Linked DNA regions of Mus musculus: region 1 is linked to region 2. A link is a loop called in an ENCODE intact Hi-C map of the cell type or tissue named here. Cell type or tissue: gastrocnemius. All regions are shown on one strand. Each heading gives the region's core, and the rest is flanking DNA. Links, peaks and the distances in the headings are about the cores only. Region 1 overlaps Itch (itchy, E3 ubiquitin protein ligase). Region 2 holds the start of Gm45609 (a long non-coding RNA gene).

Region 1 (16,662 bases), core at 4,449-12,448, 110 kb after region 2:
ATATTATTAAATATTGATGAGGAACTCTATCTAGAGTAATGCTGGCAATAGTATTAATTTGTTTCCACCATAAGAATGTGATATGTGTGTGTGTGTGTGTGTGTTAGGTAATTCTATATAGTAGACTTATGAATTAATTTGAAGAAAAACTTTTTGTCTTAAAGTTATTATTTTATTACAAGTAAGTTAAAAGGTAGTTGTATTCCTATGTAAGTTGTTTTTTAATTGAGACTTATTCTGAACATATATTATATTTAAAAGACCTCACTGATACATGTTAGACTTTTAAAGGAAAAAATTTTAGAAACATTGAAGTTCAGTTTGTAAATATGAATTAATGATTTCAGGTAAATCAGAAAGAACTGAGAATGTAGCTCAGTGACACAGCACTCAGTAGCATGTGTAAGACCCTGGATTTGGTCCTCAGTACAAAGAGAAAAGTAGTTTCTCAAGGTAAAAAATCTTATATCCTTTGTACAAGTTTTCTTAAATTAGTGATTTCTTTTCTGTTTTAGCTGGGAACGGCGTGTGGACAATATGGGACGTATTTATTATGTTGATCATTTCACAAGAACCACAACATGGCAGAGGCCAACCTTGGAATCTGTCCGGAACTATGAACAGTGGCAGCTACAGCGTAGTCAGCTTCAGGGAGCAATGCAGCAGTTTAACCAGAGATTCATCTATGGGGTAAGGGCCTGTTGATTTATTGATTAGTATAACTGATAAAAATCTTCAGTGTTGGGCTGGACAGATGGCTCAGAGGTTAAGAGCACTGGCTACCTTCCGGAGATCCTGAGTTCAATTCCCAGCAACTGCGTGGTGACTCATAACCATCATAATGAGATCTAGAACCCTCTTCTGGCATTCAGGTGTACATGCAGGCAGAACACTGTGTAAACAAACAAACAAACAAACAAACAATCTCCAGTGTTTAAACACTGCCTGCGTGCATCGTATGAAGCACTAATGGAAGGAAGGCAGTAGGGTTAGGTAACCCAGGTGCTGCCATCTGTAGATATTGATCTAGTCATAAATTCTGTCTTTCCTACTAAAAAGAGACAGAAAAGGAAAAGAAGTTAGAGCTGTGGAGAAGAAATTAATAAAAACGAACCTAAGCGGGCAGTGGTGGCGCACGCCTTTAATCCCAGCACTTGGGATGCAGGGGCGGTCGGATTTCTGAGTTCGAGGCCAGCTTGGTCTACAGAGTGAGTTCCAGGACAGCCGAGGCTACACAGGGAAAAGAAACCCTGTCTGGAAAGACAAAAAAAAAAACAACAAAAAACAAAAAAACCAACCAACCAAAAATGAACCCAAGCAGTTTGAAAAGAATTCAAACAATTTTAAATGTAACTGCCTATAACTTAATAGAAAAATTGAAAGTTCAAGTCTCAGGGGGCCTAACTTTTTTGTTTGTTTGTTTTGGGGTTTTGTTTTGTTTTTCAAGATAGGGTTTTTCTGTATAGCCCTGGCTGTCCTGGAACTCACTCTGTAGACCAGGCTGACCTTGACTTAACAGAGATTCACCTGCTCCTGCCTCCCAGGTGCTGGGATTAGAGGTGTGCGCCACCACTGCCCTGCTGGGAGGTTAAATTTTCTATGACTGCATAGCGTTGGCAGTGGTTAACGTTTACTGATAAAGTTTCCTGAATAAACTGGTATGCAGCTCAACTAAAGAGCTTAAAGTCCTCGCAGTGTTATATTATACATATATCTACACTGTGTAAGTTTATAAAGTATTTGCTTTACAAAGCTGAATGGATGCTGTTCACCCGTTATCTTTAGCATTCAGGAAGTTGACCATATGGCTCACTTGAGCTCAAGAGTTCAAGGCCAGCCCAGACAACTCCAAGACACTAAGGCACTGCTCAAAAACAAAAGCAAAACCAAACCAAAAACAACAAAAATAACCAGACATGGTAGGTAGTACATGGCTTTAATTCCAGCACTCAGGAGGTGAAAGCGGTTAGATCTTTGACTTCTAGGCTGTTCTGGTCTTTGTTGTGAGTTCCAGGTTAGCCACCATGTCTGGGGTGGGGCAGGGTAGAGTAGAGACAGACAAAAGCAAATAGAACAAAAGCAAGCAAAAAACCAATAACAAAAAGACTTTAGTTTCCTTCAGACTAACAGTGCAAATACAGTGATAAATATATAAAATATATCTGTGCTTTCCTTGCTGTGTGATCTGCTGCTAGGAATTTTATAATTTGAAGTCATAAAGTATCACAGAACTGTCTCTGAGAAAAGTAAAATAGTCCATGTCAAAATAAATAGATTTGGGGCTGGTGAGATTGCTCAGCAGTTAAGAGCACTGACTGCTCTTCCAAAGGTCCTGAGTTCAATTCCCAGCAACCACTTGGTGGCTCACAACCATCCGTTACAAGATATGATGCCCTCTTCTGGTGTGTCTGAAGACAACTACAGTGTACTTACATATAATAAATAAATAAATCTTTTTTTAAAAGTATGTTTATATAAAAAAATAGATTTGTTGCAGTAGTATATAGAACGTAAACCAAAGAAGCCAGTTTGCGGGCCTTGGGGAAGCTGAGCCTTTCCACTGCTGGTTCTTCAGCGTTGTGTGAGCTTTTCTTTATAGTGCACCAGAGGAAAATGGCTCTCCTTTCTTCCTAGACAGTACCTTTCCTCCATTTTCTTACCTGTTTCTTTTGTTTGATTATTTATTTATTTACTTATTGATTGATTGGGGAGCTTTATTTACTTTTATTTTATGTGTCTGAGCACCTGAATGTTTGTCTGTATATCAGATACCACATGCATGCAGTATTATATAGAGTCAGAAGTTCACATCCCCATGCGTCTAGAATTATAGCTAGTTGTGAAGCTGCCATATAGATGCGGGAACAGAACCTAGGTCCTCTGCAAGCCATCTCTCCAGCCTCTGCTGCCTTTTCGTTGTACCTCATCATTAGAATAGTGTCCACTTACTGCTGTGGACAAAGTCATCTTTATCAGAGAGTGTATGGGGGCGTGTCTATTGAGGGGATAGGTAGACTTAGAACGTCTGGGCAGCTGCTTTCCTCATGGCAGCCAACACTATCTCAACTCTTCACACATCTTCTGAGCATGGATGTACATCCTTACTGTCAGGGCTCACTTGGCTTTAGGAACCAAGTGGCATAGAGCATTGCTCATAGGGCACAGAGCCACATACCCCCCATAGCATTTGCCACACAAATTTTATGTGCTTGGAGAGGTGATCACAGTGCTGGCCATGCCTCAACTTGCTCCCATTCTTCATTACCTGTGTCATTCTTGGAGCCCACTGCCATGGGGTAGTGCAGAGCCACTGTTGCTGCTCTTCAGTGGTGTCGTGGCTGCCCTACCTTCGTCACATTGTATTTTGAGACAGGTTGGCCTTCACCTTCAGATCTTCTTGGCTAAGCCTTCTAAACATCTAGAAGCCTCTGCTAATCATCTCTTCTGTTCTGTTTCACATTTTAGTTTCTGTTTTTCTAAGTGTGGCTACTAAACTTGCCTGCTGCTTTCAACCCTAGTTCTCACATGGTTCTCAGATGACTTTGGAGTCAGATACATCTGGTTCCTGGTTCTACAGTTACTTTGAGTAATTTTGAATAAGCTATTTAATCTCACCAGGACTCATTTGCCTTCTTTGTGAAATAGATACTTAATTGCTTTGGTGGCACTTTGTTGTCTTTCTATTCCCTACTCCATCTGTCTCCTGTTTCTCTGTTTTGAGTACTCAGCAAGATTGTTTTCATCCAGCTATCTTACCACTCCAGGTTTTGGTTTTTATAAATGTAATTTGTAGGTAAGAATTTATGTATTTATGTACTATTTTAATTACACATAATTTTAAGTGTTAGATAATACTCCATAGCATTTTCTTTTTTTTTTTGAAAGATTTATTTATTTGTTTTATGTATGTGAGTACACTGTAGCTGTACAGATAGTTGTGAGCCTTCATGTGGGTACTGGGCATTGAATTTTTAGGACCTCTGCTTGCTCTGGTCAACCCTGCTCACTGTGGTCCACCCCACTCGCTCAGTTCCTGCTTGACCCGGCCCAAAGATTGATTTATTATTATACATAAGTACACTGTAGCTGACATCAGACAGCTACACCACCTGAAGAGGGCAGCAGATCTCTTTACGGGTGGTTGTGAGCCACTATGTGGTTGCTGGGATTTGAACTCAGGACCTTCGGAAGAGTAGTCAGTGCTCTTACCCACTGAGCCATCTCGCTAGCTCCACTCCATAGCATTCATATTCGCTCTCTCTCTCTCTCTTTCTCTCTTTTTCTTTTTTGCTATATCTTGAACTAACATTTATTGTTATAATATAGGGTTTTCAAACATATTTTTTAGCCAAAATAAACTATGTTGGTACTATATAAAACTTTTCTAGGGTATGAATTCTGCAAGAATATGTTGTATTGTGTATGCTAGGTAAGTCATACTGGAATTCATACATTAGCTCTGAAATCATGTGCTTATATTGTGAATTATATTTTTTTAATTATTTATTTTTATTCTTTATAGAATCAAGATTTGTTTGCTACATCACAAAACAAAGAATTTGATCCGCTTGGTCCGTTGCCCCCTGGATGGGGTAAGCACATCAGTTTCTTAATTTAGAAAATCTGTTACTTAGAAAACCAGGACTAGAGATGTTTGTCCTGCAAGGGTATAGCTCTGAGTCCAGTCACTAGCATTGCAAAAAAGTGAAAAGAAACAGATTATGAATATAATCATCTGGAAGGAATGCTAAGCTTAGAGAAGAAAGTCATTTTCACAAGTTTATATACTTGTAGGGGCTCCAGTGTCTGTTACCATCACCAAGTACTTGCGGCTGGATGCTCTCTAATGAACAGAAGCTGAAATGGCTTAAGTAGGAAAATCGTTTGCCATGCAAACAGGAGTTGGATTCCTAAGACCAAGGTGAAGAGCCAGGCCTGATAGCACATGACGGCAACCCCATGGAGGTTGAGGACATCAACAGCTCCCTGAAGTTTATTGGTTAACAAGCCTAGTCAAATTGTTGACCTCCAGGTTCAGAGAGAGACAGTCTAAAAAATGAAGGGAAGCCAGGCATGTACATATAAGGGAAGCACACATAATCTACTTTGAAAAATATCCATCATTTCTTTTCTTTAAATCATTTATACTCAAAACATTTTAGTAATAACCCAGAGAGATGATTGGTATATGCCTATAATCTCAGCACAAGGAGTTCTGGGCCAGCCTTGGCTACACACTGAGTTTAAAACCAGCATCAACTTTTGGAAATCCTGATTCAACCAAACAAAACAAACAAAGGCAGGAGATAGTAAAGTGCTTGTTGTGTAAGTGTGGAACTTGAGTTTACTCCCCACTGTCTGTGAAGAAAGATGGGTGTGCTGCCAGGCATTTATACTCCTGAGGAAAGGTATCTGAGAAGGTCCCTAGAGTCTGCTGGCTGGCTAGGCTAGCTCAATCAAATGAGTCCTGGGTCAATGAGAAACTCTTGCTCAAAAAACATAGTAGTGCCTGAGGAAAAAACATATGTGAGGTTGTCCTCTGGGCTCCATATGCATGTGTGTAAATATGCTTATATATGTATATATCTCCACCCACTAGGCATATATACAGCCACCATGAGACAGAACAAAATAGGCCATTTCTCTGAGTGAAGAAGATATATATATATGTTAGTCTGGAGGTGGAGTCTTTTGATGGTTAGGGTAGTGGAATGGTGAGTGTATGGTTGATAGAAAACAAAGCAAAATGCTTTAGAAAAGGAGGTGTGGCCCTTTGGTGTTGAACCTAACCTGTCAGACATTGCATTGCTAGACATAGATTGTATGCTTTGCTTCTACACCTCTTTTATTTGTATATAGTTGAAGGCTACACATTTATACTCCATCTTCTACTTATTTTTTAAGATTTATGTTCATTTTTATTTTATATGTATACATTTTTTTTTTTGCCTGCATATGTATCTGGGTATACTTGGTGCCTACAGAAGAGTGGATCCGCTCAGGAACTTCAGTTACAGGCAGTTGTGAGCTACCACATGGGTTCTGAGAATTGAACTCAGGACCTCTAAAGAGTAGCTAGTGCTCTTAACCACTGAGCCATTTCTCCAGCCCCCACCTTTCATTTTACAGCAGAACTTGGACTCATTTTTATGGTGATGCTTACTAACACACCATTTTTTACTCTTTTGAAGCAGCTATAGGGAAAAAAAATCACCTCTTGATCTCAGAATCTTGAATCGTGGGCTGAGGGAGCTGACGGAGTATCTGAGGTGTAAATTCCCTACCTAGTTCTCATAGACCTTAAGTTCACACCTACTTTCACACACACAAACCCATATGTCATTTGTGTAAAGCTAAATAGCTGAGAAGTTATATGGGCAGGACAATATAAAATAAATCTTTTAGCTTCTTAGAAATTTTTTATTTAAAAATTTAAAAATTTTTTATTGTATTTTTATTTTATGTGGATATGTGGGTCTGTATGTGGACATGTGCACCTAAGTCCAGGTCCCCTCAGAAACCTTAAGTACTCTTGAGTTACAGTTGTGAACTACCTGATGTGGGTGCTGGGAACTGAACTTGGGTCCTCTAGAATAGCATAAGTGCTCTTAAGTGCAAAGATACCACTCCCAGCCCAAAAATAATATTTTATAATCTCACTAAGAAACAGAAAGAACTCTTAAAAGTGTAAGTGGGTATGGCAGGTTGTCTCTGACCCACCAGTTCCCCAAGTAATGAATGACCTGGAGACTTCTATTAATTATGAATGCTTTAGGCCTTAGCTGGCTTGTTCCCAGCTAGCTCATATAACTTAAATAAGCCTATTTATACTAATCTACATTCTGCCATGTGGCTCATTACTTCTCTGTTTCTGGCTGGTGAACACCCTGGCCTGATTCTCCCCCAGAATTCCCAGAAGTCCTGCCTCTCTTCTCCTTTATTAGACCAATCAGGAGGTGACTTAGGCAGGTAAAGGAGGACAGAGACACATCTTTACATCGTGTACAAAAAGATTATCCCAACATCTGGATTAGTGAGGTGGAGGAGAGGCGTTTGCTCAAAAGCTAGAATACACTTTCATGTGTGTGATGTGATATAGACTATTAAAATCAGCAATCACTGAAGGGGCGGATTCAGCTCATTTTGTCTTAGTTTGAGGGGAAAATGACTCCATTAATACTGTGTTTTTCATTTTTTTTTTTTTAATCAAGAGAAGAGAACTGATAGCAACGGCAGAGTGTATTTTGTCAACCACAACACTCGGATTACTCAGTGGGAAGACCCCAGAAGCCAAGGGTAAGAGCTTTAGTGTGTGTGCGACCCCTAGAGGTTATGTACCTTTTGACTCATTTGTGTATTTTCCTCAAAGACCTTAAACGAATTACCTACATACCTTTGAAGAAGAAAAATGATTACTCATAATGTAATTAACCTATAATGTAATTAATCATTACGTGTAATGAAGAGCTTGAGTTTCATGAGTTTCATGGGGCAGGGCCCAGGGACAACTCATCGGTTTTCTTTCTTTCCCACCAATACAGCTACAGAACTGAAAAAAGATTCTGTAGTTGGTGTAGACCCCCCCCTCTCTCTCTCTCGTTGGTGTAGACCTCTCTCTCTCTCTCTCTCTCTCTCTCTCTCTTTCTCTCTCTCTCTCTGTGTGTGTGTGTGTGTGTGTATAGTATATGGTATAGTATTTGTGCATATATGTGCTGGCTCATATATGAAGAGATATTGTCATCACAGGTTTGCTTTTTTAGTGCTTTGATGACAGTATACAATGATCTGACTGAGCTATTTGTCATCCTGTGTGCTAAAGCTAAGACCTTGTTTTTAAAAAAAAAAGAGCACATGCTCAAAGTAATTCTCAGGCCAGGTGCAGCAGCACACGTCTGTAATCCCAGCACTGAGAGACAGAGGGAGTCTGACTGCTCAGCATAGTGAGATACTGCCTCGGAGAGACAGACAGAGAGACACAGACGAGAGAGAGAAACGAGTAATTCCCTGTTTCCGTTTCCACGTATAAGCATACTGTCTTAGAGTTCTGGAGGCTAGGAGTCAGAGATCAAGGTGTCACCAGACTATGCCACCTCTAAAGGTGTGGTCCAGCCTCCTAACAGTGGCTACTCCTGTCTCCTCTGCTTTTCCTTCTTGTTTTGTTTCTGAGTCAAGGTTTCTCTGTGTAGCCCTGGCTACCCTGGAACTCACTCTGTAGACCAGGCTGCCCTCAAACTCAGAGGCATCTGCCTGCCTTTTCCTCAGGTGCTGGAATTAAAGGCGTGGCTGGTTTTTCCTTACAGTTTGTTGGCTTGTGTCAGCAGTATTTTAGTCTTCACATAGTTTTCTTTATATATACTTTTTTGTTCCAATTTCCTCTCTTTATGTAAACAATTATATATATGTATTTTATATTAATAAATTGTTTGTATGTATATGTATGTGTATATACACATACATATACACACACACATACACACTAATTCTCTGTGTGTGTGTGTGTCTCTCTCTCTCCCTAAGGGTAGTATACACCAGTAATTCAAGCATTTAGGAGACTTAAGTGGGAAGATCATGAGTTCCAGGCTAGTCTCAACTACTTAGTGGGCCCCTGTCTGTGAACAGCAGCAGCAGCAGCAGCAACAGAAGCCACTAGAATTACTGAATCATATTCAGTCATATTTTTTATAGAGAAATAATAGAAGGAAGACATATGCAGAGAAGAGTCTGAGAGGATTCCTAATCCTCATTGCTAAAGGAGAGTGAACATGCATTAATGTTCGTAATATGTAAATGTTACAAACCAGGGAAGTCTGTGGACTCCAGTGAGGTGTCCATTTGCCCTCCTGAGTGATCTTTCTTCCACCTCCATACACATTTGAAATAAAACTTAGTGTGGTGTTCCTCCAGAGCATGCAGCTGATAAAATGTGCCCCAGGCCTCTGCTCGTTGTAGGGTGTCCAGGAGTCAAAGCCTCTAGGCAAAGGGGAGCCTTTCTAATGGGCACACCTTTACTAATTAATCACTTTCCAGTAGTGAAGACAAGACCAGCCTTCTCTAGGTGTGAGTAATTCTTCATGATACAAATCTCATGAATATCATTTCAATAGCTTATATTTTTAAGGTATGCTTTGAATTTAAAATACCTGTTTCTAAGTACCACCAAATACCAGTTTTTATACAACTATTACATTAACTTAAATATATTTAATTTCATAAGAAGAATAATGAGGGCTGGAGAGATGGCTCAGTGGTTAAGAGCACCGACTGCTCTTCTGAAGGTTCTGAGTTCAATTCCCAGCAACCACATGGTGGCTCACAACCATCCGTAATGAGACCCGACGCCCTCTTCTGGAGAATCTGAAGACAGCTACAGTGCACTTAGATATAATAATAAATCTTAAAAAAAAAGAAAAGAAGAAGAAGGATACAACACTTTAAGGATAAAAACATTATGATTCCTTAGTGAAGTTGTCTCTGGACTGGACATGCAGCTCAGTGTACAGTGCTTGGGTGACATGTATGAGTTAGTGTTTGACCCCAGCATCCTCGTGTAGATGCTATTTTTTTATTTTACTATTTTATGTTTTTATTACCTCTATTTTCCTTTCTAACCTTTATGCCACCCTAATCCCCTCCAACCCAACACTAGGTAGAAGAGAAAGGAGGTTAGAAGGGAAATGAGATGTAGACCTTTGTTAACTACTTCCTGCTGATTAAGGACGGGGATTCTTAGGGCCAGTCTAGTTTTTTTAGTCAGGGTATCTCCATCTTCATTTGTCTCTTTGCTCAAGATCACTTGACAAACCACAACAGCAGCAACCAGGAGCAGCAGACGGCTGCTGTGGCTCCTCCTCATCCTCATCCTTTTCTTCATCTTTCTTTGGAGCACCTCCAGCCATTCTTGGGACTCTGGTATTTATTCTCTCTCAAAAGTTTCCAGAATTCCAAATGTAAACTATCTGCAGCTGGCAAAACCACACCCTCACTAGTAATGCAAGGCAACTCATAGTCACCTGCTATGAAGCAGCCTCTTTCCTATCCCACACCTGAGATTAAAACAAAAAAATATTCACAGAACATATCTGTTTTTGTTTTGTTTTTTTTTTAAGAAAAAAAATTCTCAAAAAAAAGAAAGAAAGAAAGAAAAAAAACTCTCTTTATATCCTAGGTCAGGGAATGAGGAATCTCTTCCTCTTGTCTTTAAAGATCGAACGGAGCAAGTCACCTTTTTGTAACTTGTTGCTGCTATTGTTTTGTTCCTTTTTGGATCTTGATAAAGTTTTAGAGCTTAACAATCATTTCATGAGACATCACAAATAAAAAAGTCTGTCTAGCTCACTCATTTAAAATACTTCACTTAAAAAGAGGTGCTTATGCCCTTTAATGCATTAATCTATTATTTGAATATCACGGAATACTTCATCAATATTGTTTGCCAGTCTAATTCATTTTGTTTTAAAGACAGCTGGTTATTGAGCTTATCTAGCAACTATAATCACCATAGAAGTGAAATATCTTTTATATTTCTGTAGTCTTCATTGGCATTTCTATTGAATTATATGAATATGACTAAATATTGTTTTTAAAATGTTTTATTAAATTTATTATTCACTGTACATCCCAATATCAGTCCTTCTCCTCCCTGTACCCCCTCACACCAATTCTCCCCCCATTTCTTCCTCCCCTTCTCCTTTGAGAAAAAGGAGCTCCCTCTAGGTCTCACCCTCGTCCTACTCCCCCACCTCACCCCAGCACATCAAGTCACTGCAGGGCTAGGTGAATCCTCTCCCACTGAGACCAGACAAAGCAGCCCAGTTAGAGGAACAGGATCCACAACAGGCAGGCAACAGATTCAGAGACAGCCTCTGCTCCTATTGTTGGGGGACCTGCATGGACACCTAGCTGCTCATCTGCTCCATCTGTGCAGAGGTCCAACCCATGCATGCTCTTTGGTTGGTGGTTCATTCTCTGAGAGCCCCCAAGGGTCCAGGTTAGTTTACTCTGTTGGTCTTCCTGTTGTGTCCCTGTCCTCTTTGGGTCCCTCAATCCTTTCCCCAACTCTTTTATAAGACTCCCCAAGCTCCATCTAATGTTTAGCTATTGGTCTCTGCATCTCTTTCCATTGGCTGCTGGGTTGAGACTCTCAGAGGACAGTTATGCTAGGCTTCTGTCTGCAAACATAACAGAGTATCATTAATAGTGTCAGGGACTGATTCTTGCCTGTGGGATGGGTTTCAATTTGGGGCAGTCATTCCCTCAGTCTCTCTTCCATCTTTATCCTTGCACATCTTGTAGGCAGGACACATCTTTGATTTTGTGGGCAGGTTGGTGTCCTTATCCCTCTACTGGGAGTCCTGTCTGGTACAGGAAGTGGCCACTTCATGCCCATATCCCCCACTGCTAGGAGTCTGAGCTAGAGTCGTCCTGCCCCATAGACTCCCCCTGGAGCCTGCCTCTATCCCAAGTCTCTAGCATGTTCTGAGATCTGCCCCTACCACACACACACCAATTTCCATTCTTTCTCCCCTGCTCTCCCTATATCTGATTCCCCACTCTATCCCCTCTCCCACCTAGTTCCCTCCCTGCATCCACCATTATACCTATTTATTTCCCCTTCTGAGAAAAATTTAACCATCCACCCTTGGGCCTTCCTTTTGGTCTGTTGGTTATAGCATGGTTACCTTGTATTTTATGGCTGATATCCATACCATGCATCTCATTTTGGACTAAACATTCTTAACATTTTAATAGTTTGTCAAATAAATTTGAGGCAGTGTTCTTCTGAATACAGCACTTTGTCCTTTTTTGTACATTTGAGGAAAACAGCAGCCCAAACTAGTAGTGTTTCTCTATAGTGATGATGTTAAATGCCTCCAAATCTCTGCTTTTTATATTTTGTGATGTAAACTTAAGTATTTCCAATGTTTCCTCATCCCAAGCCCATTAGATATGAACCTTGAGGCTTTAAAACCAGGGATGGGAGGGAAGGATGTATATAGCTCAGTTGGGATGGTGTTTGCGTGAGTGAACTCTGGTTTTGATCCATAAGAGCCCCATGGGTGTCACACGCCTATAATTTCAGTGCTAGAGAAGTAGAGACAGGAAGGTCAGAAGTTCAGGGCTGTGCTAGGCTATATAATGAGTCCAGCATACATGAGACCCTATCTCAAATGAAAAGAAAGAGGAAAAAATAAATGAACTGAACACATGGATAAAAGTTCCATTCATTTTACCCAAAAATATGATAGCATTTATGTCTACAATAAATTAGGTTTACTAGAATTCATTTTAATATTTATGCAAATGCATCAAGTATTTGGGCATGTAACAGGTTGTTTGTAGCGGCCACTGTTGATTTATAAGCTACTTTCGGCTCTGACCCTCACTTAACAGTTGCAGAGTGGAAAGTTTTGCCAAGCTACAAGCAGAGGGATGATGATGCCGTGCCAGCAGCCATAGGAAGTCCTGGGAGAGATGGGAATAGAGTGATCATGCTTGAAGACTTCTTTACTTCATTTTCTCAGATAGTCTTATTCTATAGTATTGTCTTGATTGTTTAATATGTTTATATATCTTTTGAGAATTTCATGTCTGCAATGTGTTTGGTCTTATCCATCCCCCTCCTTCCTCCTCCACTTCTCCTCAGTCCATCTCTTTTCTTCAAGACAGAATTTCACTGTGTAGCCCTGGCTGTCTTGGAACTCCCTCTGTAGACCAGGCTGGCCTGGAACTCACAGAAATCTGCCTGCCTCTGCCTCCTGAATTCTGGGAGTAAAGGTGTGCGCACCACTGCCTGGCTTCTCTCCAGTGCATCTTAACTTGATATCCTCGTCTTGGTTTTTTATTTGTTTTTTGGGTTTTTGGAATTCATTATGTAGACCAGGCTGTCCTGGAACTCAGAGTTTCACCTGCCTCTGCCTCCTCAGTGCTGGGGTCAAAAATATGTGCTACCATGCCTGGCTGTTGCTTGCATTTTATGGATAAAGAAACTGAAGGTTAAAGAAGGCTGCCCAGAGTTCCAGGGCAGGTATAAAGATAAACAAAAGAAGTAGGGAAGGATATTTCAAAAAGAATTTTTAAGTTGCTGAAACAGAGAAAACAATTTGTTAATGGGGGAATATTTCACTTGGCCAGTGACAGTTGTGACTTGTTTGGGAAAATGATCAATAGCCATGTGTGTGAAATCTCAGGGTAAAAGAGAAATTGGATTGATGAAATCTGTTTTAGGAGTAAGCTCTGTCTACAGTATCGTATGTAGGCCCAAGTGAGGACCAGGAGCAGCAGAACCATGTGGGCAGCTGCTTGGACAGTGCAGGTGAAGATAGCTAGAGTCAGGGTGGGAATCGAAGATAAGGGATGAGTATCAAGACTGCAAAGGTCTCATGAGTGAACTCAGGTGCCCTGGCTGTTTGAAGTGAGTTATTAAGTAGATGGGAGAACATTAGCCAATAATTCTGTGATGATTCATTTGAATGTTGTTGATGACAATTTTAATGTATGTGTTTGTAGGATGTCCAGCTAGAGATCTCTAGTATACACCTGAAAATACAGGACCATGTATGTTTTCTGAAAGATTTATGGGTATTTTTAGTTTCTGTATTTGGTAAAAAGCAAGTCTTTTTTTTTTTTTTTTTTGAAAGAAAGGCGATTTTATTAAAAAGAAAAACAACAAAAGGGAGATGGGACCAGAGCACAGGTTAGTCCATCCACAGAGCACAGGTTAGTCCATCTGGGCCTTCAGCGTCCTGGTGCTGATCTTGTCTTTCTCAATGACGTGGACGATGACGTCCATGCCCGACATGGCATCCCAGTCCACCGCGTTCAGCATGGCCTGAGAAATAGTTTCAAACAGGTGTTCTGGATCCATGTTGGGCTCCCAGAGAGACTCACACATCCCATACATTTGTTCAGAGCAGGTACCACTGACTACAAAGTCATCAGTCACCATGGGACAGCCAGTGAGGTCCAGAGAGCAAATGAAGAGCTTGAAGGTCTTCGGGTCCAGGCCAGCAATGAAGCAATGACAGGCTCTGTGTAGTAGGGACCGAACCGCTTCTCATACAGGAGGTTGGCCACCATGCTCATGAGGAGGGTGTAAGGCTTGATCTGCCGACATTCTTTCACCTCATACAGGTTCAGTCGGAACTTGAGACGTTGGGCAACTGTCTGGATGTCAGTGGCCCGGCCGGACAGGCCTATGTAGAGCCTGTCACCCATGGGAAAGATCTTCTGGAAGTCCATGGTCACCATCTGGGTCTGGATCCCGAAATGCCTGTCTGCAGCCATGGCCACACAGTTCTTTCCCTTCATGGCCATGACGGCCCCTTCATTATAGGACATAATAGTCATGATTGCGCTGGAGTGGAAGCCCGATCCCCCCGAAGCAAGTCTTAATATCTTTTGTTTTCCTCTGTATTTTGTAGTCAGTTAAATGAAAAGCCCTTACCAGAAGGCTGGGAAATGAGATTCACAGTGGATGGAATTCCATATTTTGTGGACCACAATAGAAGAGCAACTACTTATATAGATCCACGAACGGGAAAATCAGCCTTGTAAGTTTTCTAAACATTATAAATCAAAAGCACAGCTAATTTCTTGGATTTCCACAGAAGATTTCAGTTAATAAAGACAAAGTTGTACTTGAGGTGGGCCCATAGGCACTGTACACTGAATCTTGGTGGTTTTTTTTTTTTTTTTTTTTTTTGCTTGGGGATAGGGAAGAGATTCTCACCTTGTAACCCTGATTGACCTAGAACTCACTCTGTAAACTAGAGTAGCCTTGAACTCACAGAGATCTGCCTACCTTTGCTTCCAATGCCTCTAATATTCTGGGATTGAAGAAATGCACCACCACAATGTAGCATTTGCTTATTTTTTAAATTGAGTTGTTTCTTCTTTTTGAACTATACATGCTCTGTAGCCTGGCGGTATGGCACTCACTCTCTAGGCCATCCTGGTCCTGAGCTTGCAGAGATCACCTGGCTCTGCTTCTGCTGTTTTCAAAGCATTGTCCCAGCATGATCAGCCTAGGAGTCCCTTATACACTGGCATGGCTCACTCAACAGGTTAGGAGAAATGCCTCCTTGTGTGAGCACTGCAGAATATACTTTCACAAGCTAGACTGTATTTTATATACACTCAGCCCAGATGTAGCTTAAGATCATGATGAACAAACACAAGATTAAGTTAAGCATCAGAAAGATGATGAAATCGAGATACACGGACATTTGTAAACCATCTAACATATGTGCCAAGCTCCAAGTTCTGGTTTGCTAGAACAGTAAGTGTTCTTAACCACTGAGCCATCTCTGCAGCCTTCTTTGCTGTTATGTTGATACATGATTTCATATGTTGACCTATCTTATATTCTAACTGTAAATCCCACATGGTATGGAGGATTCAGACATCAATTCTTTAATTCTGCTTAAATACTTTTGCTAATATTTTGTTGAGTTTTATACTTCTGCAAATTAAAAGCGTATGTTTACAGCAGAAACTGAGAAATCAGTCCAATTAGGCACTAATAAAGTTATAGAGATAACTTAGATGTAGAAGTTAATTATAAGTAGATAATGTTATTATTTATTTTAGTTATTATGTTTGGGTACATATAACAAAAAGCCCTACAACAATAATAGCTTATATTCATTATTAGCATATTTCTCTACATTATTTTATAGTAATCTGGGCCAGATAAAAATGCATGCCTATATGACTGTATAACCTGTAAGTCAAGCTCCAGGAGACCGAGTGCCCTCATCTGGCCTCCTCTGGCACACACTCCATCCCCTAGATAACATTAAAACTAACAGTGTGGGGCTGGAGAGATGGCTCAGTAGTTAAAAGCATTGACTGCTCTTCTGAAGGGCCTGAGTTCAAATCCCAGCAACAATATGATGGCTCACAACCACCTGTAATGAGATGACACCCTCTTCTGGAGTGTCTGAAGACAGCTACAAGTGTACTTAGTTAGATATAATAATAGCTCTCTTAAAAAAAAAAAAAAAAAAAAAAAAACCCTAACAGTGTAACTCACCATTGAAACAGACTAGAGGGGAAAAAAAAATCATATAATCTGGGATGGGCACCTTAGGAGTTAAAGAGTATCGCTGCTCTTGGAAAGGATTCCAATTCAGTTTCTGGTATCTCTTTGGCAGCTAACAGCCATCTATAAATTCAGTTCCCGGTGTCCTCTTCCAGCCCTCTTATGGTGCACAGACATACATACAGTCCAGGCCAAGACTCATGTACATACAAGTAAATGAATCTTTTAAAATAAGTCATATCATTCAGTAAAAGCTTTTGATGAAATGTAAGCAATTTTATGATCCACTTTCACCTGCCTTGGAAATGTACTTATCTACAAGAATACAAACAAAAGCCTCAGCCAACATCTGCTTAATGATGAAATCTTTATCCCAGAAGATCAAAGATGGTTATGATCATGGCTGCCATTCAGTATTATGTTGGCAACCAAGTGTAAAGAGAAAAGGAAGCAGAAGAGAGGCTGGAGAGATGGCTCAGCCGTTAAAGCCTAGGCCCACAACCAAAAATATAAGAGAGGCTGAAGAGGAGAAAGTAATGCTGTCTGTCTTTTACTCAGATGAGAATCATGTATAGTAAAAATTGTGAAGAATATAGAGAAAACTACTAGAACTTGTCAAG
Region 2 (16,662 bases), core at 5,795-13,794:
TACAGAGGTTCAAAGGTGGTGTTATTTGATGACCAGATTTCTCTTTAGAAAAGATTCTACTGGCCAACTGTAGCAACATGTGCCTATAAACAGTGCTGTGGAGGCTAAAGGAAGATGGAATTCAAGACCAGCTGAGGCTCAAAAAGCAGGAAAACAAAATGGGAGCAAGGAGATCACAGACCTGTGAGGAGAGATGAGACTGGGGACTGGTAGCCATGGAGAGAAAAGTGGCAGATCTCCTCACATAAAACTAACACTATACCATACGGGCCTATCTGTCTCAGCCGTGTGCCTGGGTCTCAATACCTCCAGTGACCAGCAGGCCCTGGCACAGAGGAGTCAGAAAATGTCTACCGGCCATACCAGCTGCAAAAAAAATAAATAAGCAAAAATTCATGAAGAGATGGTACAGGACAAGGAAAAAGAAAAAGAAATAATGAATGAAATAGAGGGGAAAAAGGAAGGAGGGGGCTGGAAAGATGGCTTGGTGGTTAAGAGCTCTCTGGCTGCTCTTCTAGAGGGCCTGAGTTCAAGCCCCTGCACCCACATGGTAACTGACTACTGCCCATAACGCCAGACGGAACTGTGGAACCCTTTCTAAACCCACTTCTTCAAAATAAGGAGAATCAACTTGAACCTGAGCCCAAGGATCATAGGAAATGCCAAACGAGTAAGGTCTAGCATACAGCATACCCTACTTGATGGGCAAATCATGCCTCCACCCTTACACAGGCAAGAACCCAGCCTTATCTTCATCCATACAATCTGTGGTCCCCCCCTCCCAATCTTCATCCATACAATCTGTGGTCCCCCCCCCTCCCAATCCCTCCCTACACAGTATGTCGAGCCTCCATTCTAGCTCTTCCGCCAAGACAACACTGACTTAAACCTCTCTGGGCTTCAGTCTTAGCATCTACCCAGTGGAGACAATAAACTGCCCTGCTGGCTGATTAACTATCTTAATAAGAATTTGCAAAGCCACTTCCCTAGGTTCCTGTGTAATGGGATAGCATTCATCTCCCTTTGAGGACCCTTTCCAATTTAATAGAGTATTGAAATTATTTTAAAAGCTAACCAGCCTGAATTGCTTTGTTTTTCTGTTTGTTTGGTTTGTAGTTTTGTTTTGATAGGGTCTCCCCATCTTGTCCAGGTTGGTCTGGAATTCACTGTATGCCCAGGCTGACCTCTGAAATGAGCTGATCGATTCCTTGGCCTCAGTAGTGATAGCAGGGCTGGGATTACAAGCTTGTGTCACTAGGCACAGTTTGAATTGGATTGTGTTGAAATTCCATTAGGGTTGTTTCAAGTGTATTGCCTTGTATACAGACAGCAGTGGAAGAGATGAGCTTAGAGGTCATGATGTCCTGAGTCCAAATTCTAACCAGCTGCTTTCCAGTTACAAGATTCTGGGAAAATGCCCTTTATACCTCTGGATATTCATTGTAAACATAAAACCGTTCCTTCCATGGAGAGCTACAATAATAAGACGGGTTAGTCTAGAATAATGCTATAAGGCAGTGCCCATCCCACTGTAAACGCTCAAGTTAAGGTGTGTTTACTCAGACAGCTTTCTATAATCGGGACAAAACGAACAGTAATTTCTAACCACTCCAAATTTTCTAGACATCCACTAGATATCCCAGAGATTGAGCAGATGGGACCCTAAGTTCCCGTTGCACCGAGACTAGCCGTTTCCAGGCCTCTCCTCATTAGCACCTAGAACACTGATGCTCTCTCCGGCCCTGCTCAAGGCCCAGAAGACGGTGGGCCCTTGCTAGGGGCCACCCAAGCCGCCAAACGCCAGGGCCAGGGTCTGGGCCTCTAGGGCCGCTTCCCAATGGCCAGTCTCTCCGACAGGAGCACGCTGCCCGACCAAAGATCACAGCCCGCGCTGCCGCTCTGGGCGCCTACCGCGGGGCACGCCGGGACTTGTAGTCCGCGGCCGTTTCCCACTCCTGGCTCTCGGCGGCGTGTGGACTCCAATCCCCGGGCACCTGCGCGGCCAGGCCAGCGATTCTAGGGGTCCCGGGGCGCCCCGAAGCCGCCACCTAAACAAGACGCAGGTCGGTACTGACAACAAACCCAGGACGGGAGCCGAGTCGCCACGGAGGACTGAACCCTTGGGACTCACCGACTTTGTAGGGCAGTTTATCAGACATGCTGGCGGCGCTTCCGCTAGGACTGATGAACTCAGTGAAGGGGGCCGGGCGGCGCGGGGCAGGGATCTACGCCTGGCGCCGGCGTCTTTAAATATCTTCTTATTTGAATATTCATGAACCTGCTGGGGGCTGAAACTTAGGGGCGGAGCCTAGCTCGAGGCGTTGAGCGGAGCGGGAGCAAGGCTGATCTCTGCCTCAAAAATCATAAATTTTGTGCACTGTGGCCTTTGGACCCCTGGCACTCGACTAGGAGGGAGCGTGGAGAGAGGCGGTTCTTCTCCCATCCGTCCAGCCAGTGAATCAGAGGTCAAAACAAGGCAGAATTCTTAGACTCTAGCCAATTTACTAACCTGAGCCTTAACTGCTTCAATTGTAAAACTCTTGCAAGATCAAAGTAAAGAGCTGGGCCTAGTGGTATGTGCCTGTGAATCCCCACTCTGGAGACAGTGTCTGAAATCTCCCGCTCTGGAGCCAGAGCCAGGAGATTTGTCACAAATTCGAGGCCAGTCTGCTCTATCGCTAATTAGTTCCAGGCCAACCGAGGCTACAGAGTGAGGCCCTATCTCAAAAACAAAGAAAGAAAAATCACCGGTTGCAATTGTGTCACTCTCTCCTCCCTCTGTTTGCCTTTCCTTGCTCGCCCCCACCCCCTCCTCAACACCTTCTCATTCGGTAGTCTTTCTTGGTGATTCACAGGCTGCTCACATGGAAATGACTGCGGAGCTATCCGCAGGAGCATAGATAACTCACCAATGACTATACACCTGAAGAGTATGACTTCTCTCTCAGCGGCTCTCAGCGGCTAGCTTTCAGGAAGGAAACCAGGCCCCATGTTGTGTGCATATACCATCTCTGGGGAGTTCAGTTGGCCCCTTTGTAAAAAGTTGGCCTCCGTTGGACTTATCTGTCTCCTCATGGAGTAACAAGGAGGGTCACAAGACCTTCTCCTGGGTGTCCAGCTGCACCCTACCTCCTGTTATATGCAATTCTGCCTAAACTGAACATGACCTCAGGGAAGGACTAGAGTATGTAGTCAGGGAAGTAGGTTCCAGCTACCCGTCTACTGGCGAGGCCCTCATCCCTGCTGGTTGAGGTGTGGTCTCCAGCTGTGGTCTTTGGGGAAAAGCATCATTCATACCCCTATCTGGTAAGTACCCCCTGACCTGTGTATGCGTTGTCAGGAAGCTCACTGACCTCACCGGTTCCCCCAGAAGGATCTTCCGCAGAATCATACCTCAGTTTATTTGGGAGGAGGTGTAGATTTTGCTTCTGTCTCCTAGGAGGGAATTTTAGCAATGTCCCGGGACACCTCCCCCATCCATGACTGAATGTTGCTGGGGATCCAGTGTTGTGCAGGTCCTGGGCAAATAGCTGCAGTTGTGAGTTCTGATTGCAACGGCCATGCCGTGTGGGTCCACAACCCTCCTCCCCTCCATCCAGTTCTTACGTTCTTTCTGCTCCTCCTCCTATGGTGTTCCCCTGAGCTTTGAAAGGGCGTGATATGATCTGAGACAGTCACACTCAGCACCTCGACCAGCCATGGTCATTTGCATTACCTGTCATTTGCTACAAAAGGAGATTTTTCTGACCAAAACTGAGGACTGTGCCACTCTGTGACTATAAACAAATATTTAGGAGACAACATTTAACTCAACAGTAGTAGGCTCCTCCTGAAGACCTACCGTTTCCCCAGCTATGCATCTTTGACTAGACTCACAGTAACAAGTATAAACTCCCTCCTCTCTCTATCTTTTGTCTGTCTATCTGTCTGTTTGTTTCAGCCTATAGACCAGGATGTAACTCTCAGCTACTGCCCCAGCACTGTGAGTGCATCATACTCTGGAAATATCCCCACCATGCCCCACCACGATGATAATAGACTAATCCTATGAAACTGTAAGCAAGCCCACAATCAAATTCTTTCTTTTAAGAAACAGAGGAGTAAATTCAGTGGGAGGTGGAAAGAGACTGGGAGGGAAGGAGGGAGGGAAATTGTGGTTGGAAGGAAGGAAGGAAGGAAGGAAGGAAGGAAGGAAATGATGTATTTATTTTTAAAAAATCTTAATTTTACAAGAGTTGCTTTGGTTATAGTACCTCTTCATAGCAACAGAACAGTAACTAAGAAGTGTCTAATTCTGGTGGACAACCAATAACAGTGGCAACAACCTGTGTTATTTTAGGAGCCTCTGGAGCCTGCCTGGACAATAATTCATAGGAAAGTATCACATAACAGGCTGTCCTGGTCAGGTTTTTGTTTTTTTTTTTTTTTTTTTGGTTGGTTGGTTGGTTTTGGTCTTGTCAGTTTGACACAGGGTAGAATCGTCTTGGAAAGAGGGACCTGAAGTGAGTCAATGCCTCCTCCATTCATATTGCCTATAGGCAGGCCTGTGGAGGCATTTTCTTTCTTAATGATTGACATGGGAGGACCAAGCCATCTTGAGTGGTGCCACCCTGAGTACTTATTCTGAGGAGTGTAAGAGAGCAGGCTGAGCAAGCCTGTAAGCAGCAGCTACCCATGGCTTCTGCTTCAGCTCCTGCTTCCAGGTCCCGGCCCTGACTTCCCCTCAGGGATGCATATCTGGAAGTGTAAGCTGAAGCAAACTCTTCCTTGCTCAGGTTGCTTTTGGACTTGGTGTTTATCACCGCAACAGAAAGCAAACTAGGGGGCTGGTGAGATGGCTCAGTGGGTTAGAGCACCCGACTGCTCTTCCGAAGGTCTGGAGTTCAAATCCCAGAAACCACATGGTGGCTCACAACCATCTGTAACAAGATCTGACCCCCTCTTCTGGACTGTCTGAAGACAGCTACAATGTACTTACATATAATAAATAAATAAATAAATCTTAAAAAAAAAAAAGAAAGAAAGCAAACTAGGACACTCTGCCCCTGCCCCCTCTATCCTCTTCCCCACTCCCCACCCATCCTTGTAAACCGTTGTAATCTCAGACGGAGACTGTGTGAATAAAACACAACCTAAAGATGCAATCTCCACTGTGCTCACTGGCCTCCATTGTGACAGCTATCACAAACTCCAGTGTTCCAATTACAAAACCATGAACCAAAATTGATCAATCTCTCTCTTGCACACACTCACACACACACACACACACACACACACACACACACACACACACACACGAATGCACGCATATAGATATACACAAGAATGCACACACATCTATGTGCACACATATGCACACACCATCACTCTTGCTTCTGTTTCTCTCTTCTCTGTCCTCTCCCTTTCTTTTCTCTCTTCAGTCCCCCATCTCTCCTGTCACTGTGTAATCCAGACTGGCCTTGAACTCATTATGTAACCCTTTCCCACCTCCAACTTGAAATCCTCCTGCCTCAGCTTCTCAAGTACTGAGATTACAGGCTTGGGCCACCATGCCCAGCTAACCCTTTCTCCTGTTAAGTTGATTGAAGTATTTTGTTATAGTTATAGAAAGTTGTCTAACACAGAAGTGGTCCCTCTTCTTCTATTTTGTAAAAGAGACTATACAGAACTCCTATTAACTCTTTTAAAATACTTTTATTTGTATTAATATTATGTATGTGCCTGTGTGAGTTATATGTACCATGTGTGTACAGGTGCCTTTGGAGGCCAGAGGGGATCCGACCCTTGGAATTACAGGCAATTGTGATGCACCTGATGCAAATGAACCTGGAGATCAAACCTGGTTCCTCCTTTGAACCAGAACAAAGACCAGTATAGCAGAATAATGCACCTTAAGGTGCAGTAGTGCCACAGATACCTTGGCAATAAGCAACAGCTCTCAAACTGGACTTACAACCCACTCAATAAGTGGGAAATCATGCCTGCTACTAGAAACCTAGCCAACTGCCCAAGGCTAGGGACGTCATAGATCATGGAGAAGAATCTCCACCACTCTATTGAACTAGCGTAATCCCCGACTACATTCTAAATATTTATCAGTGTAGTTCTCTTCCCTCATTGAGGAAACTTCTCTTTCTAGATGGCAGATTACATTACAGAAAACTAGAACTGATCAGAATGCAGACATGTAGAGAGCCCAGTCCCAACTGTACATCTACAACCAACACAACCCCTGATCCTAAGACTCGGGGAGTGTGGAAGAGGAAGAGGGGGAAAGATTTTGTGAGCCAGAGAAACAAAAAAGTTTGATGTGAGAATGTGTGTCCTGGAACTGTCGGAGCAGCTACACCCATGAGATCACACAAACATGCATGCCTACATATGTCCTGAACAGGAATAATACCGGGAGAGTTGCTAACGTGGAAGAGAGAAGCTCACCAAGTCCTCAACACTCGAAAGAACTAGAAGCAGCTAAGGAAGACAGAGAGTAGGAGAAACACCCTTTCCAGGAGAGAAAGCACCAACTGCTGATCCAGTATCAGACAGTCAGCCCTGGAAATATATACGCACAAGTAACATTATATGGGCCTGGTAGGTTCTGTTTATGTATTTAGGAATATAGATAGGTGGGTAGATAGATATCTTTGCAAATTTCCGCAAACTCCTAGGTAATTTTCCTGTCTCTACTGCTCGCTTTGCAAAGATGAGCAGAAACAAAAGACATCCTGACCTGAAGGTAGAAGAGGAGAACCCAGCCCTGGAAGTTGTCCTCTGACTTCCACATGTGCAGTGTAGTATATGTATGCTGGCACTCACACACTTACCACACACACACACAACCCATACCACACACACACACACCACACCATGTGAGTGCACACAATAATAAATTCATGATGGCTTCTTTTTTGACCTGTGAGCTATTTAGCCACGTGTTGCTTTGAAAGGTTCAGACATTTTCCTGTTACTGTTTTGTCATTAATTTCTAGCTTGATTCCATTGTCGTTAGAGAACACATTCTGTATAACTTTAATTCTTTCTAATTTGTAAGAGATTTGAGGTTTGACTCATGTGATGGTTAGTGTCGACTTTTAACCTGAAAACTCTTAAAACCAGTTCAGAGATGGTTCTCTGAGCCTGCCTGTGAGGGATTAATCTGGATTAGGTAGGTTGGTGTTGATGTGGGGAGACCCATTTTAGTTGGACCATTCCCAGCAGGAGACCCTGGACCTCTCTAAGATGAAGATAGGGAGCTGAATGTTAGCATGCATGCATGCATGCATGCATCCATTGGGCTTTTCTCATTGTGGATGTGACAGCTGGTGTAAGTTCCTGCTGCCTTGAGTTTCTCTCTGGGAGGGAAACTGTACTGTGAATAATGAGCTAAAATGAAGCCTTACGTTTCCTTGGTAAGGATTTTTTGTATCACAACAAGAAACAAAGGAAGACAACCCCCAGGATGTGGTCAAACTTTGTGGGCGTCTTCAAGCACCTGAAACAAATAAATGTATAGTCTGTTGCTGTTTCATGAGTCAGCTAGAAATCAATCAAGTGCTGCTGGCTGAGGGCAACGCTGAATTCTATACCTCTGCTTAGTCATTCTTCCAAATGATGAGAGGCTAGTGAAATCTTCAGTTTAAGAGAAAAAAGAAAAAGAAAAAGAAAGAAAAAAATTAAAAAAAAAAAAAGAAATCTTCAGTTTGTCCTTTCCAACCCATCAGCCTTTGCTTCATGTATTTTAACAAGTCTATTCTCATGCACGTACCTGTTTAGGACGGCTGTGATCTCTTCGCGATTGGCTCTTTTATCTTTTCACAATGGAAAGGGAACAAGGAGAAAACTCTGAGGGGGTGGGGCATCTCATTGGTGCCAGATGGGAGTGGAAAGCCCTTTGCTATGTTGCCTGTGTTTGAAGAAAGGTAATATTTGCTTTTCTTTTTTTAAAGTTTACTTAGATACATATGTTTTTAAGTATGGCTGAACACATTTTTAAGTAAGGCTTTGAGGAAACAAACTCCCAGGACATAGTATTTGGAAACCTGGTTTAAACTACACTCTGGTAACTACTGACAAGATAGCAAACTCACCCTTTGACCCCACACTTGTAGGACACCAAAGACGTACACACGTGTGAGTGGTGACGTTAAAAGCCAAAGGCTAAAAAAAAGATCTGCATGCCCTTCAGTAGAAGGCTTGTTACATAATTATATGATCCCCAGCGAGGAATAGCAAAATGGCTCTGTTTTTTAAGTTTATTGTGTGTGCATGTAACACATCAGTGAATCTCTCCTCCCACAGTGTGGGTCCTAGGGACCTAGGGATTGAACTCAGAGCATTAGGCTTGGTAGCAAGCACCGTTACCCACTGAGTCATCTTACAGAGACAGCCAATTTATTAACATCAAGCACATTTCAGGGTGTGATACATGAGGAAATAGAAAACAAAGTGTAGAATAATAAGTCCTATGATGCTGTTTGTTTAAAAGAAAAGGGAACAGCAGGGCCTGGTGTCACACACCTGTAATCCCAGCACTTGGCAGGTGAAGGCAGGAGGATCGGGAGTTCAAGGTCACCCTCAGGTATATAACAAACTTGAGGCCAGCCTGGGCTACATGATAGTCTCTTGATTGTGAGGAGGGGTGGAGAAGAAACAGGCAGACAGACAGGGCTTTTCCTATATATACATATGTACCAGGCTGGCTACAAGAGACTACTAATGGGCTGGAGAGATGGCTCAGCGGTTAAGAGCACTGACTGCTCTTACGAAGGTCCTGAGTTCAATTCCCAGCAACTACATGGTAGGTCACAACCATCTGCAATGATATCTTTTTAAAAAAATGAGAGAAAGGTTGCTAGCAATGCCAGGGAGGAGGTGGGACATAGACTCCAATGAAAAACACAGTGACAAATGGCCAAGCTCCAGTGATGCCTGTCAAGCCACTGGGCACCCTGGCCCCTCCACTTGCCCTTTGTACCTCCATTCCTGTGTGCTTTTGCACATTGAGGTCCCTGTGCCAGGGGTGGGGCTAGCAGGATCCTGGCTATTGGCTGAGGGGTGTTCTAGGCTGTCCATTCCGAAGCATCCTCACTTGCCTTCCCATGGCCTGGCCTCTCACTGTGGATTCATTGGTGACAAAACAGAGGAATGGGGTCCAAGTGTTGAGTACGCCTACTTCAGGAGATGGGACTGGACTCTGCCGATCTGAGATGACCCCTCCCAACACTGTTCTATCCCTGTCCAGGTACCTTCATCCCATCCTCCTCTTCAGGCCCCCTCCTATGTGTAAATGTTCTTTGAGTCTGCTTTGAGGCCTCTACTGGCAATGTAGACATCTTCAGTCCTTGAAATAGGACTCTCCATCCTACCTCAGCCTTCCTCTTTCCAGATTGCTGTAGGTGAGTGGCAAGGGTTCCAGGAGCTGCCTTTACAGAGCCAGCCACACATCACTGCCCTTCCATATCCCTACACACTCAGCCACTGGGAAACAAGTTTCCTCATCACCCAAGTGTCCTCTCTGAGCTTCAGCCTGTCTGTCTATAAAATGGGTGTAGATGTAATGGCATGTACAGGGTAAATAAACTTTCACTATATCAAACTTGTCCAATGATGTGTTTGTCGCATTAGCAGAGAAGTCAGAAATGTGTCTAGCTTTGCCAAATGTTCTATCCTTGATGTCCACTTCAGCTTCTGACACAGTGTTTGTGAAATGACAGGTCTTGCCTGCTCCAGCCTCTCAGCTTCAGCACGTGGTCTTGATTGTTTCTAGAGTTAGGAATTCCCTGATCTGAGTCTTTTTCTGGAGCAGAGAGGGAGACAAAGAGGGGGAAGAGGATGGAAGGAGAGGGGAAGGGAGGGAAGGGGGAGGGGAGAAGAGAGAATGGGTGGGGAGAAGAAAGTGGGAGGGAAGAGAGGAGAGGAGAGGTTGAAAAGGGGTCTCCTGTTGTCCAGGCTAGCCTCCAACTTGGTAGGTAGCTGAAGGTGACCTTCACCTCTTCTACAGACCCCTGGGTTCTGGCACTAATAGGCTCATCCAGGATCTACAGCATTCAGATGGTCATAGACGGCTCCACCTCTTCCTCTTCACTTCTTCAAGGACGACCCTGCCCAGGTATGCACTGAGCATTTATAACAAGGAGCTTGGCCCAGTCTGATGATCAGGGTTAGAGTGGGCCTAGAGGGAAGAAAAAAACAAGAAAGCAGGCGGCTGTTAGTTGGGAAGACTTAAAAGTGTCAGCCTCCCTGCCTTCTGCCCCTGGCCAGGGTCTCTAGGAAGGAGGAGCCCAGTCCTAAGGGCAACCTTGTACCTCTGAGGTTAGCCTTAGCCAGGCTGGAGTCGCCTTTCGCTGACTCTGCCAGGCGGGGGCACCCTGCACCCAGCTTTGACTTCAGCCCGAGGTACACTCTGAGCTGAGTTGTATGGCCGGCTCTTCCTGTGAAACAAATGGAGCCTGAAAGAAGGAGGATGGCACTTCCTTATGAGTGATCTTTTAACTTATGAAGGGTTAGCCCAGAGTCAGCCACTGGTTGTGGCACTAGTTACTGAGATACTCATGTCACTGTGTACATCTTTGCTTCACTTTTTTTTTGAGACAGGATCACACTGTGTAGCCCAGCTGTCCTGGAACTGGCTATGGTGTAAAACATGCTGACCTCAAACTCAACAAAGATTTACCTGCCCTCACCTACCTGTCTCTGCCTTTGCTTCCCACATGCTGAGATTAAAGGCAAATACCACCAGATTCCACCATTCTCCACCATTCTAAATGCTTTAATCTGTTTATAAAGTGGATGAGTATTCATACCCATTTACAGATTAAAAACTGAGGCCCACTGTGGCAATTTGTTCATAGTTAGGAACCACCCACAAAACCGGGCATGGTGACATTCACCTTTCATCCCAGCACTCAGAGGGCAGACAGAGACAGGCGAATCTCTGAGTTCCAGGCCAGCCTGGTCTACAGAGTGAATTCTAGGATAGCCAGGGCTACACAGAGAAACCCTGTCTTTAAAAACCAAAATAAATAAATTGTTAAAAAAAATAAAGGAGGCACCCATGCTACTTGACCCCGGAATCCCAGCCACCAGCCCGCTCATCACCCTATTCTCACACCACACACTTCTTTTTTATTTGTTTGTTTTGTTCTGTTTTTCGAGACAGGGTTTCTCTGTATAGCCCTGGCTGTCCTGGAACTCACTCTGTAGACCAGGCTGGCCTTGATCTCAGAAATCTGCCTGCCTCTGCCTCCCGAGTGCTGGGATTAAAGGTGTGCGCCACCACGCCTGGCTTTACACACTTCTTATTGGAAATTGTCAGATGCAAAGATACAAAGACAAAGTCCCTGGTCCCTGAAGCTCCATTAAGCAAACACATGTTTTCACACACAAAAACCAAATACTCATATAAAACTACCTTGCTCACCCATAAACAAGGTTAGGCAAGGATCAGCCTTTACAACAAGCCTATTTGGTTTGCTTTGTTTTGATATGGTTGTGTGTGGTCCGTGTATATGTGTGTGGTGTATGTGTCTGTGCGGCTCTCTGTGTGTGTCCAGTGCCCACATGAAGAGGTCGAAAGGAGATGTTGAGTGTCCTTCTCTATCACTCTCTGCCTTATTGCTTTCATACAGGGTCTTGATGGAATCCCTTCACCCCCTTGTCTGCCTTGGCTGGCTAGCAAACCCTAACCATCCTCTCCACGTTTGCCACTTCCTCTGTAGTTGCTTCTGATTCTCATACATGTATACATGTGTGAGAATACATACATGTGTGTATGCAATCTACACCTATGGTTGATGCTGGCAACCATCATCTCTGCATACTTAAGACTCATATGAGTACCCCAATGCCTCTTTTATTCAATGCCACCAGAGAAAGAACTGATCTGCCGAAGAAATTTCTAGTGAGACTGGCTCTAAAGACCATATAGTTTTGTAGGGTTGGCACATTTTCATAAAAATATATTGTGCACGCCTCCAGCCTCCTTAAGTCCAATAGCTCAAGAGGCTCTGAACTCCTTCAGACCAGAAACAAAGCCTTGGGACACCTTATCACAGCATCCAAGAAAGCCTGGCGAGGACAGCTACCTGTAAGGCTTGTAGAGAGTAGTGGATGGTTACACACAGTTGGGCAGAGGCTATAACATTGAGGTCATAGCTAACTGCTTCTTGACGTTTGGACATAGTTGTCAACTTTTGAAAATTATGGGAACTCAAATGGGGAGTCCAGATTTCCAGCTTCTTCAAAAAAAAAAATTAGATACCTAGGAACTGGGTCTGTGGTGTCCTATAATGGTGGTGGGCAGACAAGACACTACAAAACAAAAACCTTTGATGCTATATAAAGTCTGCAGGCCAACATCAGCCCCACTCTTTTTATGCCAACATGCTCCCTCACCAACGTTCTCTCTGCGGCCTGGGATCATTCTGATGAACGCAGGTTGGCACTCTCATTTGCATAGTGCCAAAGGAGCTCTTTGCCCCTGGACTTGATGTTCCCACATTGCAGAACTTTCTGTGTTGGTAATGATTTGCCTGTCTTCTTGGCTTCCACTCTCTGTTTCCTGCTCCCTTCCTGATAAAGGTGAGCCTGCCCAATCAAGTGTCAAGGTAAGACAAACTAGGAGAGACCGTAAGAGGAATCACTGCTGTTGCCAATTTCCAGAAACTAGGATGATTTCTAGACTTATTCTGGAAATACAGGCAGGGATGGCGTTATAAGCTAAATCATGGCCCCCTAACTAAAAGATGCTTCTAGTGTTTGTAAAGGTGGCCTTACCAGGAAAAAGAACCTAAATTCAATTTCAAATGTATAAATGAAGTTGTATAAACTCTATTAGTGGGACTGAAGAGATGGCTCAGCGGTTAGGAGCACTGATTGCTCTTTTGGAGGTCCTGAGTTCAAGTCCCAGCAACCACATGGTGACTCATAACCATCTCTAATGAGATCTGATGCCCTCTTCTGATGTGTCTGAAGACAGCTGCAGTGTACTTACATATAATAAATAAATAAACAAATCTTTAAAAAAATTAACAATTGGTTATTGATATGACCAGCCATTTACACCCCACCCCAATAATCAAGGCAGAGTCCTATGGATTTTTTTAAATCAGCTCTAGCACAGTTACTGGGGGATCACCCCTAATCAATATTTCTATTCGCTAAACTGGCTACTCTCCAGGTGTATCACCCAAGTTCTTGCTGTTTGAATCTCTCCCTGTGACTTCTGCTCCATCGGCTCGTCTAGGGTCCATCCCATTTGGGCATGAGGTCCTGGCCCATCACATCTAATAGAGACCTCCTGTTCTCTGTCTTCCTCCTCCTACACTCTCCTTGTGCTGCCTTCTCTCCCTCCCTGTCACCTCCCAGCCCTGTAACTCAAACTCCACTTCTCCCTATTCTCCCAGAAATTAGCTATGGTCATTTGTATTTAACCAATAGCTTTAAATTGGGGGGGGCAAGGTTTTTACAGCTAAAGCTGGGGTATGTGGGAATTTGCTAGTCTTGGGGCAACCAGATCTTGGGGTACAGGATTTAGCATTTGAACCAGACTAACCCCGAACACAAATGTCCTTATAAGAGATAAAACAAAAAACAAAAAAAGGGAGAGTCACAGAGACCACACCGTGAAGAAGAAAAAGGCAGGCTGTGAGTTGCACATCCACTAGCCAAAGAATGTCAACTGCATCAGCTACTGCGTGTGTCTTCCTCAGTTCTCTCCAACTTGAGCTTGCTGATTCAGCTAGACAGGCTAGTCAGCAAGCCTTGGAGCCTGTCTGTGTCTGTCTGTATACTGTGTGATATGTGTGTCTGTATACTGTGTGCATGCCTGTTGCCTGCAGAGGTGAAGTAGGGCCATCAGATTTCCTGGAACTCGAGTTAGAGATGATTGTGAGTCTCCATGTGGGTGCTGAAAATTGAACCCAGGTCCTCTAGAAAAGCAACCAGTACTCTTAACTTCTGAGGCATTTCTCCAGCCTGTAACTTTCTGGAGTTTTTTTTGTTTTGTTTTGTTTTTGTTTTTGTTTTTTTCAAATCGTATTTTTAATGATGGTTCTTAAACACTTTAACTTCCCTTGTGGCCCACCACCCTCCAGAGGTAGTGGAAAAGAAAGGATAAGGGGGAAGGGGAGGGGATCTGTTTAAAAAGGTTTTTTGGAGCAACTCCCATCTGTGTTGTCTAGAAATGGGCAGTTCAGTTCACAGGTTAGCAACGACAGCTCGATCCACTTGAAAACACTTCTCGGATACACCAGCAGTCCAGTTGGGTTAGCAGCAGTGGTGGCATGATCTAAGGAGACAGCCAGGCCTCAGCTTCAGCATGGGTCAGCAGGAACACCAGATGTTCTCAGCTGTGCATCTCTCAGGGAAGTGAAGATCAGTGAAAAACACAAGACCCACAAGCATTGCACAGCTAGATGTACCAGCAAGCCAAGCTCTGTCTCCATCCCTCCATTGAGTCCTATTTATACCCTCCAAACATCGTGTGTCCTCTTCGTGCCTTGCCTCAGCACAGGTCTTACCTCAACATATGCATATGTCTAATCAGCCCAAGTCTTTGGAGTTCCGATAAATGGAGCTCAACTACACAATCTGAGGCAGACCAATACATGTGTGTCATTATTAAGGAATCCTTCATCATGTGTCCTTTCACATGTTTGCTTTAGCAGAACATCCTCTCTCCTGTGTCTGCTTCAGTAAAATGTTCCTTCACGAGTCTGCCTTAGTCTTTCACCTGTGTTCATGTCAGGAAAACACTCCTTCACGTGTTTGCCCCAGCAAAACACCATCCAACACAACTGACTCCAAAGAACCCTTAAGTTTCCACTTCACCAGCCCTTTGCCTGGCTTTTCATGTTGGTCCCAGGTCTTCATGCTTGCAGAGCAAGCACTTTACCAACTGAGATCTATCTCCAGGTCCCTTATTACTTTCATATCATTAGGACCAAATACCTGTTAGAAGCAGCTTCAGAAAAGAGAGGTTTCTTTGGTCCACAGTTACAGGGTACATCGTTTGTGGTGTGGGAAGCCCTGCAGATGAATTGCCTCAGGCCACCATAGCAGGATCGTAGGATACAGCTTGTTCAGATCCCAGCAGATCAGAAAGTAAAAAGAACAGGGTTATAACCCTCAAATGCCTGTCCCTGGTGACCCAGCTTTGCCAGCCATGTATCCCATCCAGGTAGTTCTATAATCTCTCAAAAGTGTGCCACCAGCTAGGAACTGGGTCTTAAAATACATGAGCTCATGGGAAACATTTCAGATACAAACAATAACACCAAGGACTGCCAACAGTCACCAGAATTAGCAGAGAGGCTTGGGACAGATTCTCCTTCAGAGGTTCAGAAGGCACCTACACTGCCCACACCTTCATTGTGTACTTCTGGCCTCAAGAAGTATGAAGGACAGCACTCAGGAGGCAGAGGCAGGCAGATTTCTGAGATCGAGGCCAGCCTGGTCTACAGAGTGAGTTCCAGGACAGCCAGGGCTACACAGAGAAACCCTGTCTCGCAAAACCAAAAAAAAAAAGGAAGAAGAAGAAGAAGAAGAAGAAGAAGAAGAAGAAGAAGAAGAAGAAGAAGAAGAAGAAGAAGAAGAAGAAGGAAGAGAAGGAGGAGGAGGAGAAGTATGAAGGAATAAATTGCTGCTGTTTTCAGCCACCAGAGTACCAGAGTTGTGACCTTTATTCAGCAGCCCTAGAAATCTAACCCTGCTGGGAAGTGAGAGAGATGTGGTAGACACGGTGGAAGCTTAGCTGGTGACTGTAGTTACTCTGTCTCCTGTGTTGTCCCCCTGCTGCCACTTCCCAGAGAGAAAGCTAAGGTGATGGGGGCTGCAGCAAGACTTGCTATGTCAGATCAAGCTCTACCCAGGGACTCCAGAGCCTGGGCATGGGTGCGGGTGCTGTCAATCACCCTCAGCAACTGTGAGGAAGTGCTTAAGAACATCGCTCAGAGGATGAGGTAAATCTCCAGGGAAGCGAATCAGCCAGCCTGGTAGCTGGCCTTGGGGTGCACACCTGGTGCCCACTCCACACAGGGTCCTGGGCATCTTATGGTCACTTCTTACAGAGAAAGTGAAGACAGAAACGTGGACTGGAAGACCAAAGAGAAGGAAGTTAGCCTGGAGTGTGTCCTCTGAGGCAAAAGTGGAGACAGAGGGTTGGATCCTACATCCCATTTCCTTTTGTCCCCTATCTATCTGACTCTCACGGTCACGGGCAGTTTTAGATGCAAAGATTGTGTTAATGATTGATATTTCAATTTCCCCTTTTCGAGTAGAGACGAACTGCCAAGTGGAGAAAGGCTAACAAGAGGCTGTGGAGAAGGATCCTGCAAGGTCTTCAGAAGACTGGGATCCTGAAATGCAAACATTGACCTTGAATCTAGGCATCCAGGCAGACGCTCATAGCCTCTGCACAAGGGGCTGGAGCTAGGATCATACGTCATACAGAAGCCAAAGCTGCTGTTTGAGCATACCTGTTTACTTATCTTTCTAGCACATGCTAGCCTGGATGTGAATACATCTTTCGGGAGCCATTTAATCTGCCACGGTCATTTTTCCAGCTCTAAAGCAGAGGTGAATCCTGTGAGGGTGTTTCCACCGTTAGATAAAGGACAGCAGTGTAAACTCCTAGTGTTATTGAATAGAGTGAAGGAAATGATG

The links. Peaks named below come from ENCODE experiments on the same cell type or tissue, not always from the same donor. Only the 100,000 strongest peaks of a DNase experiment are listed, where the experiment ranks them.
Region 1: a loop joins it to region 2, with 3 times the contacts of the local background. A loop is called at or near these places in 22 of 42 quality-filtered maps.

The regions. Positions count from the first base shown.
Region 1 is chr2:155,184,915-155,201,576 of GRCm38, forward strand. Itch (itchy, E3 ubiquitin protein ligase) reads left to right here. Exons shown (of 25, transcript NM_008395.3): 11 at 516-690; 12 at 4,523-4,592; 13 at 7,212-7,296; 14 at 14,421-14,549. It also overlaps the pseudogene Gm14227. Among named protein-coding and RNA genes, the nearest start is that of Gm52565, 43 kb to the right of the region's middle. In gastrocnemius, for the core only: a CTCF peak has its summit at 9,341 (motif pointing left); no DNase peak of the experiment used is centred there.
Region 2 is chr2:155,072,234-155,088,895 of GRCm38, forward strand. It overlaps Gm45609 (a long non-coding RNA gene), which reads left to right and starts at 2,279. Exons shown (of 3, transcript XR_001783519.2): 1 at 2,279-9,241; 2 at 10,001-10,108. Ahcy (S-adenosylhomocysteine hydrolase) reads right to left here and starts at 2,264. Exons shown (of 10, transcript NM_016661.3): 1 at 2,132-2,264. The coding sequence starts at 2,159. It overlaps Gm39966 (a long non-coding RNA gene), which reads right to left and starts at 1,941. Exons shown (of 2, transcript XR_866885.2): 1 at 1,717-1,941; 2 at 1-1,473. In gastrocnemius, for the core only: a CTCF peak has its summit at 10,347 (motif pointing right); a DNase peak (open chromatin) is centred at 10,354.